Regions from separate parts of the Homo sapiens genome. Here region 1 is linked to region 2. The links are chromatin contacts, found by Hi-C or POLR2A ChIA-PET in ENCODE. All regions are on one chromosome and are shown on one strand. The core of a region is the stretch at or near the end of the contact, and the rest is flanking DNA. Distances in the headings are between cores, read along the strand shown. Region 1 has its middle 46 kb from the start of TMEM130. Region 2 overlaps BAIAP2L1 (BAR/IMD domain containing adaptor protein 2 like 1).

What was found. Hi-C counts contacts between places; a loop is a spot of excess contacts on that map. ChIA-PET counts read pairs that join two places held with the same protein, here RNA polymerase II (POLR2A).
Region 1: a map of HCT116 shows a loop between it and region 2 (4-fold over the local background). The contact joins two enhancer-like sites. A Hi-C loop is called at or near these places in 1 of 168 maps with a recorded cell type or tissue (HCT116). POLR2A ChIA-PET finds 5 or more read pairs at or near these places in 1 of 52 experiments (OCI-LY7).

The regions. Positions count from the first base shown.
Region 1 is chr7:98,821,485-98,826,923 of GRCh38, forward strand. No RefSeq gene overlaps it. Among named protein-coding and RNA genes, the nearest start is that of TMEM130, 46 kb to the right of the region's middle. RefSeq lists an enhancer at 4,658-5,233. Within about 2 kb of position 1,272, at least 4 of the 41 ENCODE cell types and tissues checked have a DNase peak (open chromatin) inside an H3K27ac peak, as active enhancers do; they include HCT116, where a contact is called at or near this core.
Region 2 is chr7:98,353,242-98,359,399 of GRCh38, forward strand. It overlaps BAIAP2L1 (BAR/IMD domain containing adaptor protein 2 like 1), which reads right to left. Exons shown (of 14, transcript NM_018842.5): 3 at 1,801-1,887. Among named protein-coding and RNA genes, the nearest start is that of BAIAP2L1, 45 kb to the right of the region's middle. Within about 2 kb of position 1,395, at least 16 of the 41 ENCODE cell types and tissues checked have a DNase peak (open chromatin) inside an H3K27ac peak, as active enhancers do; they include HCT116, where a contact is called at or near this core.

The DNA of each region.
Region 1 (5,439 bases), core at 22-2,521, 470 kb after region 2:
CACAAGATGTTTAGTTCCTGATGGGAACCAAAGATGTCCTTGAGTTTTTCAGAAACCTGGGCTCCTGCCAAATGGACCTGCTGCTGGCAGGTAGACCTCAGATAAGGGGGAACTGAGCACTGAACTCTGACAGTTCTTTGTTCTAAATTTCTTCCTGAGGGGCCTGGAGAAGGTCATACCCACAGACCAGAGCTAACATTCTTTTCTACTCTCCCCAATTTTCTTTTTTGTTGTTGTTGTTGAGATGGAGTCTCGCTCTGTCACCCAGGCTGGGGTGCAGTGGCGTGATCTCGGCTCACTGCAACCTCCACCTCTTGGGTTTGAGTGATTCTCCTGCCTCAGCCTCCTGAGTAGTTGGGATTATGGGTGCGTGCCACTACGCCCGGCTAATTTTTGTATTTTTAGTAGAGATGGGGTTTCGCTGCGTTGGCTAGGCTGGTCTTGAATTCCTGACCTCAAGTGATCTGCCCACCTCGGCCTCCCAAAGTGCTGGGATTATAGGCATGAGCCACCATGTCAGGCCCTGTCCACAATTTTTTAGACAAAGCCTTGCCTCCTTAACCAATCACAAATAGAAAATCTTTGAATCCTGCTGGGCAAGCTGGCTCACGCCTGTAATCCCAGCACTTTGGGAGGCTGAGGCAGGCAGAGCACCTGAGGTCAGGAGTTCGAGACCAGCCTGGCCAATGTGGCAAAACCCTGTCTCTACTAAAAACACAAAAATTAGCCGGGCGTGGTGGCACGTGCCTGTAATCCCAGCTACTCAGGAGGCTGAGGCAGGAGAATCACTTGAACCCGAGAGGCAGAGGTTGCAGTGAGCTGAGATCATGCCACTGCACTCCAGCCTGGGTGACAGAGCGAGACTCCGTCTAGAAAAAAAAAAAAAAATCCATGCCTGCCAGCACATTTCTCAAAGTAGAAAAAGGAAAAACCACCTTCGGGGAGGAGCTCAGAGCTGACTTCTCACTGCCAGCAGATGACACAGCCCTGGACTTGTCTCCTAAAAGGCACAATGACACCTGGCCCCACTGCCTTCTCCTTGACGGGGCCCTGACTGTGGCATGGCACCTCTCAGCCCTCAGCCTGCTCAGTCATTCTGCACAAAGTTTACTTCTCCCAGTAAAGCCAGAATTCCTCTCACTTCAGAAATAAAATGTATACATCTGCTGGTGGCCTCACATCCCTTCTCTGCGTTCTCAGCATGAGGCTCAGGCTTTTTATAATTCATCAAAAAGGCCACACGTAATGAGCTCAGTTCTTACTCTGCAACTGGGACGTCAGCTCACCTTTTAAGAACCCCGCACCCAGCCAAGGCCCCTTAGATCTTGTCCTAAAGCTGGGGATGAGTCACCTGTGAATCAGGCAGCAGGCTGAGCCAGCACTGCTCTCCAGGGGCCGCCTTCCCTTCCAAAGGACTAGCCTGTGTAAGGGGCCAGGCTGGGGGCTTCCCTACCTTCCTTCATTCGTTCATTGAACAAGAGTTTATTGGCCGGGTGTGGTGTCTCATGCCTGTAATCCCAGCACTTTGGGAGGCCGAGGCGGGCAGATCACCTGAGGTCAGGAGTTCAAGACCAGCCTGGCCAACATCACAAAAATATGTCTCTACTAAAAATACAAAAATAAGCCAGGTGTGGTGGTGGGCGGCTGTAATCCCAGCTAGTCAAGAGGCTGAGGCACAAGAATCGCTTGAACCCGGGAGGCAGAGATTGCAGTGAACCGAGATTGCACCACTGCACTCCTGCCTGTGCGACGGAATGAGGCTCCGTTAAAAAAAAAAAGAGTGCATTGAGTGCCTGCTGTATGGCAGGCCCTGGACTGGAACCTTTCCTAGATGCTCTTTTGCATAATCCCCCTCCTGACAATACTAGAAGGAAGGTGCTCACATGCCCATTTTGCAGATGTGGACACTGAGGTGCTGAGAGGTTTTAGTATCTTGTTTGAGGTCCCTTGACTTGTGTGTAGTAAAGAATTAACCTTATCCTAGGCCAGGTGCAGTGGCTTACGCCTGGAATCCCAGCATTTTGGGAGGCCAAGGTGGGAGGATTACTTGAGGCCAGGAGTTTGAGACCAGCCTAGGCAACATAGCAAGATATCATCACTACAAAAAAAATTTAAAAATCAGTCAGACATGGTGGTGGACCTGTAGTCCCAGCTACCCAGGAGGCTGAGGCAGGAGGATTGCTTGAGCCCAGGAGTTGGAGGCTGCAGTGAGCTCTGATCACACCACTGTACTCCAGCCTGGGTGACAGAGTGAGACTCCATCTCAAAAAATAAACAATTAATTTAAAAATAAAAATAAAAGATGGCCAGGCACGGTGGCTCACGCCTGTAATCCCAGCACTTTGGGAGGCCGAGGCAGGTGGATCACTTGAGGCCAGGAGTTCGAGACCAACCTGGTCAACAGGGTGAAACCCTGTCTGTACTAAAAATACAAAGATTAGCCGGGCGTGGTCACGGGTGCCTGTAATCCCAGCTACTCAGGAGACTGAGGTGGGAGGATTGCTTAAGCCTGGGAGGTGGAGGCTGCAGTGAGCCAAGATTGCACCACTGCACTCCAACCTGGGTGACAGAGCGAGACTCTGTGTCAAAAATTAATTAATTAATTAAAATAAAAAATAAAAATAAAAAAAGAATTAACTTTATCCAAAGAGTGGTATGGCTTTTACCACCAGCTCCCGGGAGGTGAGCTCTAAGCCCTTAGAACATCCTGTCTGGTAAGAATGTCTTCGTTTACCTGGGGGCCTGGGGCTATGCAATCTAACAACGTACATGACTTATGGTGGAGGCTTTGGGCTACACAGCATCAGCTTGACCTCCAGAGGGGATGGGGATTGTCAGCCACATCAGGCATCAGCCATGTCTATATGACCAAGCCCCAGTAAAAACTGGACACCAAGGCTCAGGTGAGCTGCCCTGGTTAGCAATACTCCATGCACGTCGTCACGCATCATTGTTGGGAATGCTAGCCATGACTCCAAAGGACGGGACAACTGGAAACTCCATGTGCTGAATCCTCCTGGACTCTGCCCCCTGCATCCTTTCCCTGCGCTGATTTTTTTTTTTTTTTTTTTTGAGACAGAGTCTCACTCTGTCGCCCAGGCTGGAGAGCAATGGCGTGATCTCGGCTCACTGCAAGCTCCACCTCCCGGGTTCATGCCTTTCTCCTGCCTCAGCCTCCCGAGTAGCTGGGACTACAGGTGCCCGCCACCATGCCCGGCTAATTTTGTTTTTTTGTATTTTTAGTAGAGACGGGGTTTCACCATGTTAGCCTGGATGGTCTCGATCTCCTGACCTGGTGATCCACCCGCCTCGGCCTCCCAGAATGCTGGGATCACAGGCGTGAGCCACCGTGCCTGGCCTATTTTTAAATTTATTTTATTTTATTTTATTTTTTGAGATGGAGACTCGCTTTGATGTCCAGGCTGGAGTGCAATCTTGGTGTAATCTCGGCTCACTGCAACCTCCGCCTCCCAGGTTCCAGAGATTCTCCTGCCTCAGCCTCCCGAGTAGCTGGGACTACAAGCATGTGCCACCACCATGCCTGGCTGTCTCTTCTAGCTTCTAGTGACTGCTGGCAAATCCTTGTGTTCTTTGGCTTGTTGACCCATTGCTCCAATCCCTGTCTGTCTTGTCATATGGCTTTGTTCTCTGTGCATGTCAGTGTTCTAAGCTCTTCTTCTAAGGACACCTGTCATTGGTCTTAGAGTCTTCCCTAAATCCAAGATAATTTCACCTTGAGATTCTTAACTAATTATACCTGCACAGACCGTTGTATAGTTTGGATGTTTGTCACCTCCAAATCTCATGTTGAAACATGATTCCCCATGTTGAAGGTGGGGCCTGGTGGGAGGTGTTTGGGTCGTGGGAGTGGGTTCCTCATGAATGGCTTGGTGCCCACCCTATGGTCATGAGTGAATTCTTGCTCTATTAATTACTGTGAGATCTGATTGGTAAAAAGAGCCTGGCACCTCCTCCTCACTCTCTTGTTCCCTCTCTCGCCATGTGACCTGGCTGCTCCCACTTTGCCTTCTGCCATGATTGGAGGCTTCCTGAGGTTCTTACAAGAAGCAGACACCAGTGCTGTGCTTGCACAACCCACAGAGCCGTGAGCCAAATAAACCTCTTTTCTTCATAAATGACCCAACCTCAAGTATTCCCATATAGCAAAACAAAATGGACTAATACAGGCCAGGCGTGGTGGCTCATGCCTGTAATCCCAGCACTTTGGGAGGCCGAGGTGGGTGGATCACGAGGTCAGGAGTTCAAGACCAGCCTGGCCAAGATGGTGAACTCCTGTCTCTACTAAAAATACAAAAAACTAGCCGGGTGTGGTGGGGGTGCCTGTAGTCCCAGCTACTTGGGAGGCTGAGGCAGGGAATCCCTTGAACCCAGGAGGCAGGGCTTGCAGTGAGCCGAGTTGGCGCCATCGCACTCCAGCCTGGGTGACAGAGCAAGATTCCATCTCAAAAAAAAAAAAAAAAAAAAAAAAAAAAGTAGGGGGAAGAATGGATTAATACAACCCTGTTTCCAAATAGTTACATTCTGAGATCTGGGTGGACATAAACTTTTGAGAAGGACATTATTTAATTCACTATATAGGTGATTCCCCAAATAAAATCTCTCTTGACTTCTGATTCCAAAGGACCTGAACTAACACAACCCAGTGGGCCAGGTTCCATCCTAGGCACTGGAGCTACAAAGGTGGAGCACCCAGTCATGGCCCCTGCCCCCACAGGACAGAAGACATGGGAGTCAGGCAGGTGCTAAGGGCCAGATCTGGGAGGGAGGGAAGGAGAGAGGGAGGGAGGGAGGTGTGCTCCCCTCCACACAGCTTCCCTGCCTCCCCGCGAGGGGCTCTGGTCCCACCGCTCTTTGGAGCCAGGCCCTGGCTTCAGGGTGTACGTGCTCAGGAGGCTGCCGTGTTGATGAAAATACCACGGAGACGTCTGCAGGGTTCTTCCTCTTGCTGCTTCTCCTGTGCCCGAAATAAATGAAAAAGAGATGTTCCTGGCAGGGTCTGCGGAGAAGCTTCGTGGCAGGAATGAAAATTGGCCGCAGCATCCAAGAAATCCTCGAACGGCAAAGGGATTTCTAGGACAACACACCTCTAGGAACAGAGGATGTCGGTGGTGAGAGCTGGAGGCGGAGGCAGGCCTGCCGCCCCAGGTGTCTGCGTGTCTGCGGTCGCACCGTGGTGTGCACACCTACACAGGTGTGCGTACCTGCTGGCCGTGTGCAAGCACGGGGGCGAGTTTGGGGAACCCAGCTGAAATCACAGCACAGACTTTCTCCCACCATTGGCCCATCTGCCAGCCTCTTCCTCACCCTCAAGCCTGCCGGCCATCTGGGGTCACCTTGTCCTGCCACATTTCAACAACACTGGGCTTGGTGCCCGTCGGCTCTCCGGGGATTCTCAGCAGGCTGACACGGCTCCAGGCC
Region 2 (6,158 bases), core at 145-2,644:
ACTTTGAGAGGCCAAGGCAGGGGGAATCCTAGAGGCCAAGAGTTCAAGACCAACCTGGCCAACACAGAGAGACCCCCTAAAATATATATAAATATATAAATATATTTATATATTTATATATATACACATATATTTATATTATGTATATTATAAATATACATAATATATATATTATAAATATATTTATATTATATATAAATATATATACATACATATTTATATTATAAATATACATATTTACATTATAAATACACATATATTTATATTATAAATACACATATATTTATAAATATACATATATTTATATTATAAATATATGTATATTAATATTATAAATACATATATATTTATATATGTATATTATATGTATATTTATAATATACATATATTTATATATGTATATTATATATATTTTTATATATATAAATAATATTATGGCTGGGCGCGGTGGCTCACACCTGTAATCTCAGTACTTTGGTAGGCTGAGGCAGGAGGATCACCTGAGGTCAGGAGTTCGAGATCAGCCTGGCCAACATGGCGAAACCCCGTCTCTACTAAAAATACAAAAAAATTAGCCAGGCGTGGTGGCGGGCATCTGTAGTCTCAGCTACTTAGGAGGCTGAGGCAGGAGAATTGCTTGAACCTGGGCAGCAGAGGTTGCAGTGAGCCGAGATCGTGCCACTGCACTCCAGCCTGGGTGACAGAGCAAGACTCTGTCTCAATAAAATAAAATAAAATAAAATAAAATAAAATAAAATAAAATAAAAAATTAAAAAATACATAGATCGCTTTCTCGCAGTACTGACTTATTCACTAACAAGGCATCACTTCCAGCATATGGTCTACCGTGTGCCTATGGCTTTATACGGAGACTGTGAGGACCCAGATCGCCTCTGCACCCAACAGCCCAGCTCCTCAACTCCACTGTCAGGCCTCTCATTTGTCCCTGTCTTTTATGGGTCAGTTAAGAGCTTCCCAAACAATCCTAAAAACCCTCAGGCCAACCCCATCGAGAAACCATGTGACTTGCCCGCACCTTCCCTTGGTGATGCCCCCACTCCTCTGCTTCCCCTTCCTACTTCTTAACTGGACATGGATGCACTTTTCTTTAAATACGCACACACTTTACCATGATTTTCCTCCGGTTAAGCCAGAAATTTTACCCTTTGTACAATAAAACATATTCAACAAGTTTTTTAAATGAGAGTGCTGTGTGGGGCCGTTTTAAAAGCCCACCTTTCCCTAACCCCCGACAGTGAAGTGTTCTATAAACAGAAGCCCAGATCCCCTCGGCAGCGGGCACTGCCCAGGGTGTAACCGCCCTCTCTGCCTGCACAGGAGAGCGATTCATACCAGCAGAACCGGAAAAATCACAGCTGAAAGCAACCAGGGAAGAGGCAAGGGCCAAGAGAGCAATGTAAAGGAGTCGGATTTTCTACTAGGTGAGTCACAGGAAACACTCTGGCCACAGCCCGAGGCCCCAGGAGGCCCGGCTCGCCCATCAGGAATGTAGGTCAAACTCCCAGCGGGAAGGGTGAGAGCCCAGGCACCCAGGGCAAAAGCTCAAGTTCCTAGGAGAACAGGGAGGCTGGCCAGAAAACAAGGCCTCCACTCGCCCTCCGGCACCAGTCCCAGCCCACCCTACGACTAAGCATCAATTTCCACAGACCGCGGTGAAGTAGAACCACAGCATGCTGGCCCAGATCTCTCCTCTGTTCTGGACTGGGCCATCCCACGCGTTTCTCTTGGGGTTCACAGGATGACAAGTGGGGTTTATGTATAAAGGGACAGATCGCTCACCCAGTTCAGTTGACACGGGGGACCCAGTGGCAATCTCACCGATCTTGGCCACTCCATCGTAGTAGGCTTTTCCTGCCAGGATCATAGCTAGACACAAAAGGTGACACACAAAATCGTCACTTAGACAAGGAAAGGAGGAAGCAACACAAGTTTTCTTCCAAACACCCCCTGGTCCCTTCTGGCTGCAGGAAGGTTTGGGCTGTGGCAGGTGTGGCTCTCAGGAGGTAAGACCTGTGTTGAGAGTGGTGCCGGGGTGGAGGCCCTCCAGCCAAGGGACAGCCCCATGAGATCCTCGTCTCTGACCAGCCCCGGGGAACCTTCAGCAGCAGGTGCTGAAAGTCCAGAGAAGGCTCAGCTTGCTCCTGATGCCAGTTTCAGAGTGGATGCGTTCCTAACGTTGAACTAGGGCTTTGCCTGGGCACGGTGGCTCACACCTGTAATCCCAGCCCTTTGGGAGGCTGAGGTGGGAGGAGTTTGAGACCAGCCTGGGCAACATGGTAAAACCCCGCCTCTACAAAAAAAAAAAAAAATACATAAATTAGCCAGGCATGGTGGAGTGTGCCTGCAGTCCCAGCTACTTGGGAGGCTGAGGTGAGAGGATCGCTTGAGCCCAGGAGGCGGAGGTTGCAAGTGAGCCGAGATCATGACACTGCATTCTACTCTGGGTGACACAGCCAGATATTGTCTCAAAAATAAATATAAAAAAAGAAGATACATCCTCTCCAGCCAGAAATCTTTTCTGAGCTAGTTCTTCTCCAGCACTCCAGGTCTGCAACATTCTTAGTTAGGAGTTGTGTGAGGTGGACTAGGAGCCTGGTCCTTTGATGGCAGTGCTTAATTTTTCTATTGAAAAAGGCATTTTGAGCCACAACCAACCAACCTATTTGTTGCCAGGAGAGAATATATGAAATTTGAAATATATTATCATTCCAAAAAGCAACACAATTGTCTGAAAAAATAACTGAATGCTCTACTTTTTCTTTTTTGGCAAAGACAAGAAAACTTTTATTGCTACAAGGTGGGTTCTAATTATCTTAAAAATAGTACTGCCCCCTTCGAACTGATTCTGAAGACTAAATTATAACTATGTAACCTCCAGGGGCAAATTACTTACCCTTTCTGAAACAAAGGTTGCTCATCCTTAAAATGCCCTAAGAATGTGAGTGACAGATGAACAAATGGAAGCTGCTAATACACTTTTTTCACTTTACAATCTAGGTTTGAGGGTATTGAAGATGTATGATAGAGACCCAGCCTGGTTAGTGTAATTTTGGAGAAAAGCATTTATTTGGAATTTTACTCTAAGATTGGTTTCAGACATAGAAATCAGTTTCTCCTGGAGCTTTGGAGACCACACAGTTTTGGAGCTAAAAGAGCCCTCGGGAATCCCAGAGGCTATACCAGCTGCAATGCCGCAATGTATAATGGGCAATTGTTTTAACAAGGTGGATTTTATTTTATTTTATTTTTTTAGAGGCAGAGTCTTGTTCTTTCACCCAGGCTGGAGTGCAGTGGCAAGATCATGGCTCACTGCAGCCTTGACCTCCTGGGCTCAAAGGATCCTTCTGCCTCAGCCTCCCAAGTAGCTGGGACTACAGGCACGTGCCACCATTCCTGGCTAATTAAAAAAAAAAAAAAAAAAAAAATTGAAGGGGCTGGGTGCAGTGGCTTACACCTGTACTCCTAGCATTTTGCGAGGCTGAGGTAGGAGGATCACTTGAGCCCAAGAGTTTGAGACCAGCCTGGGCAACATAAGGAGACCCCCCCATATCTCTACTGAAAACAAACAAAAAAAACTAGCCAGGCATGGTGGTGGTGGCACACGCCTATAGTAGTCCCAGCTACTCAGGAAGCTAAGGTGGGAGAATTGCGTGAGCCCAGAAGGTCAAGACTGCAGTGAACCACAACTGTACCACTGTACTCCAGCGTGGGCAAGAGTGAGGCCCCTGTCTCAAAAAAAAAAAAAAAAAAAAAAAAAAATATATATATATATATATATATATATATATTTTTTTTTTTTTTTTTTTAAGAGTAGGGGTCTCACTCTGTTGCCCAGGCTGGTCTTGAACTCCTGGGTTCAAGGGATCCTCTTGCCTGAGTCACCCAAAGTGTTTGGATTATAGTTGTGAGCCACAGAATTAATTCATGTGCAGGTCCAGCTGAAGGTATGAAAAGCCAAAACAGTAGTATATTTTTTCTGGCACATTAATCTACTTTAGGATTTATTGTAGAGTTAAAAATTTATAGCCAGGTGCTGTGGCTCACACCTGTGATCCCAGTACTTTGGGAGGCTGAGGCAGGAGGATCACGAGGTCAAGAGATTAAGACCGTCCTGGCCAACATGGTGAAATCCCGTCTCCACTAAAAATACAAAAATTAGCCGGGCATGGTGGCACATGCTTGTAATCCCAGCTATTCGGGAGGCTGAGGCAGGAGAATCGCTTGAACTCGGGAGGCAGAGGTTACAGTGAGCTGAGATTGCGCCACTGCACTCCAGCCTGGCGACAAAGTGAGACTCAGTCTCAAAAAAAAAAAAAAAAAGTACATATATATTTATATATATATAAAAGTTATGGTTTTTACCATATACATATCCAACTTTAGGAAATGCAATATTCTATCTACTGCACTATTATAAGACTCAGAACAACCTTAAAGTGTAAATGTAAAAAGAACAATAGCAATTAGCATTTATATACATACTTAGTTAATCTATCCAATTATGTTGAGACACAGTCCGTAATGTCATCAGCCCGTTGCGCTAAGGGCAGCGGAGTGGAGATATTCTGGGACATACCCAAGGTCAATGTTGAGTCAGCGGGAAGGCACACAGCTCTGGCTGGGCACTTCACTTCCTCAGCTCTAAATTATGGTGCTTTCTGATTCTTTGGTCTCGTCTAGAACTAAGAAAGAAGTGACTCCACCTAAAAACAAGGTGTGTAGCCAGGAAACTGTCAAGTTGTAAGATGGAACATCTTAGTATGAAGATGTTAAGTTGTAAAGTACTGATCATCTGAAAAGCAAATTAGTGCGGGAATGGAATGCAGGATTACACAATATTTAAGCAAAATGTTTGGTTTGCATCCACACATGAAATCACAATTTTTCATTAATTGTTGACTTACATTGAAAACCATGTAACCTTCTCGGTCTTGTAAAATATCTTTGCTATGATGATAAAGTTAAATTAACTTGAAAATTATAAAATTTAGCCAGAAGAGATAAATAATACTTTCATAATTTTGCCTCCCTTTTGTGAGCACATTAAGATATTTTCTACTACTTATTGTTTTAAGGAAAGAAGCATATTAGTTTTTTGTTTTTTTTTTTTTAAGAGTCAGCGTCTCACTCTGTTGCCCACACTGGAGTGCAGTGGTGTGATCATAGCTCACTGCAGCCTCCACCTCCTGGACTCAAGCCATCCTCCCACCTCAGCCTCCTGAGTAACTGGGACTACAGGTGCACGCCACCACACCTAGCTAATTTTTTATTTTTTCTAGAAATAGGGTCTCACTATGTTGCCCAGGCTGGTCTTGAACTCCTGGGCTCAAGCGATCCTCCCACCTCAGCCTCCCAAAGTGCTGGCATTACAGGCATAAGCCACCATACCTAGCATAGTTCTATTTTAGTGGTTGGCCAACTACTTCATCAGTCTAGACCAATCTATGTACTTCTACTTGATAATTTTTCCTTAAAATATGGTTTCATTGGGTGAACATTCTGCTCAAAGCCTTTGGTGTCCTCCCACTGCCCATGAGGTAAGGTCACACACCCCAGAGCCCGTAGTAGATTTTTACAGTAATGGCCTTCCAGGAATCACACCTCCCGGAATTCCCAGCGTATGTGGTCCCCTACCAGGTGGTGTGGCCATGGGACCTGCTTTGACCCACGGGTTATCAGCAAGCATGACTCCTGCAGGGACTTGAGAGGTGCTGGGCACTGGGGCTTATACTCTTAGGACACCACTGCTACTGAGTGAGGACAGAGTCTGGCCTCCTTGAAGGGGAAAGACCCCATTGCAGGGCTGCATCCAGCCCACAGCCCCACACGGGCCGCAGAAGACTGCAGGTGCAGGAGTGAGCCCGGAGGGTCTGGAGAACTGCCCTGCCTTATAGGAGAAATAAGAAACTGTTGCTATTCAAGTGCACAGTGATCTGACCCTATCCCGCCCACGCCCCAGCAGTGTGCCACCCATGCCAGTGTGGACCCCAGGTCCTGGCTTACTTGCTGTCTTTTTTTTTTTTTTTTTTGAGACAGAGTCTTGCTCTGTCACTAGGCTGGAGTGCAATGGCACGATCTCTGCTCACTGCAACCTTTACCTCCCGGGTTCAAGTGATTCTCCTGCCTCAGCCTCCTGA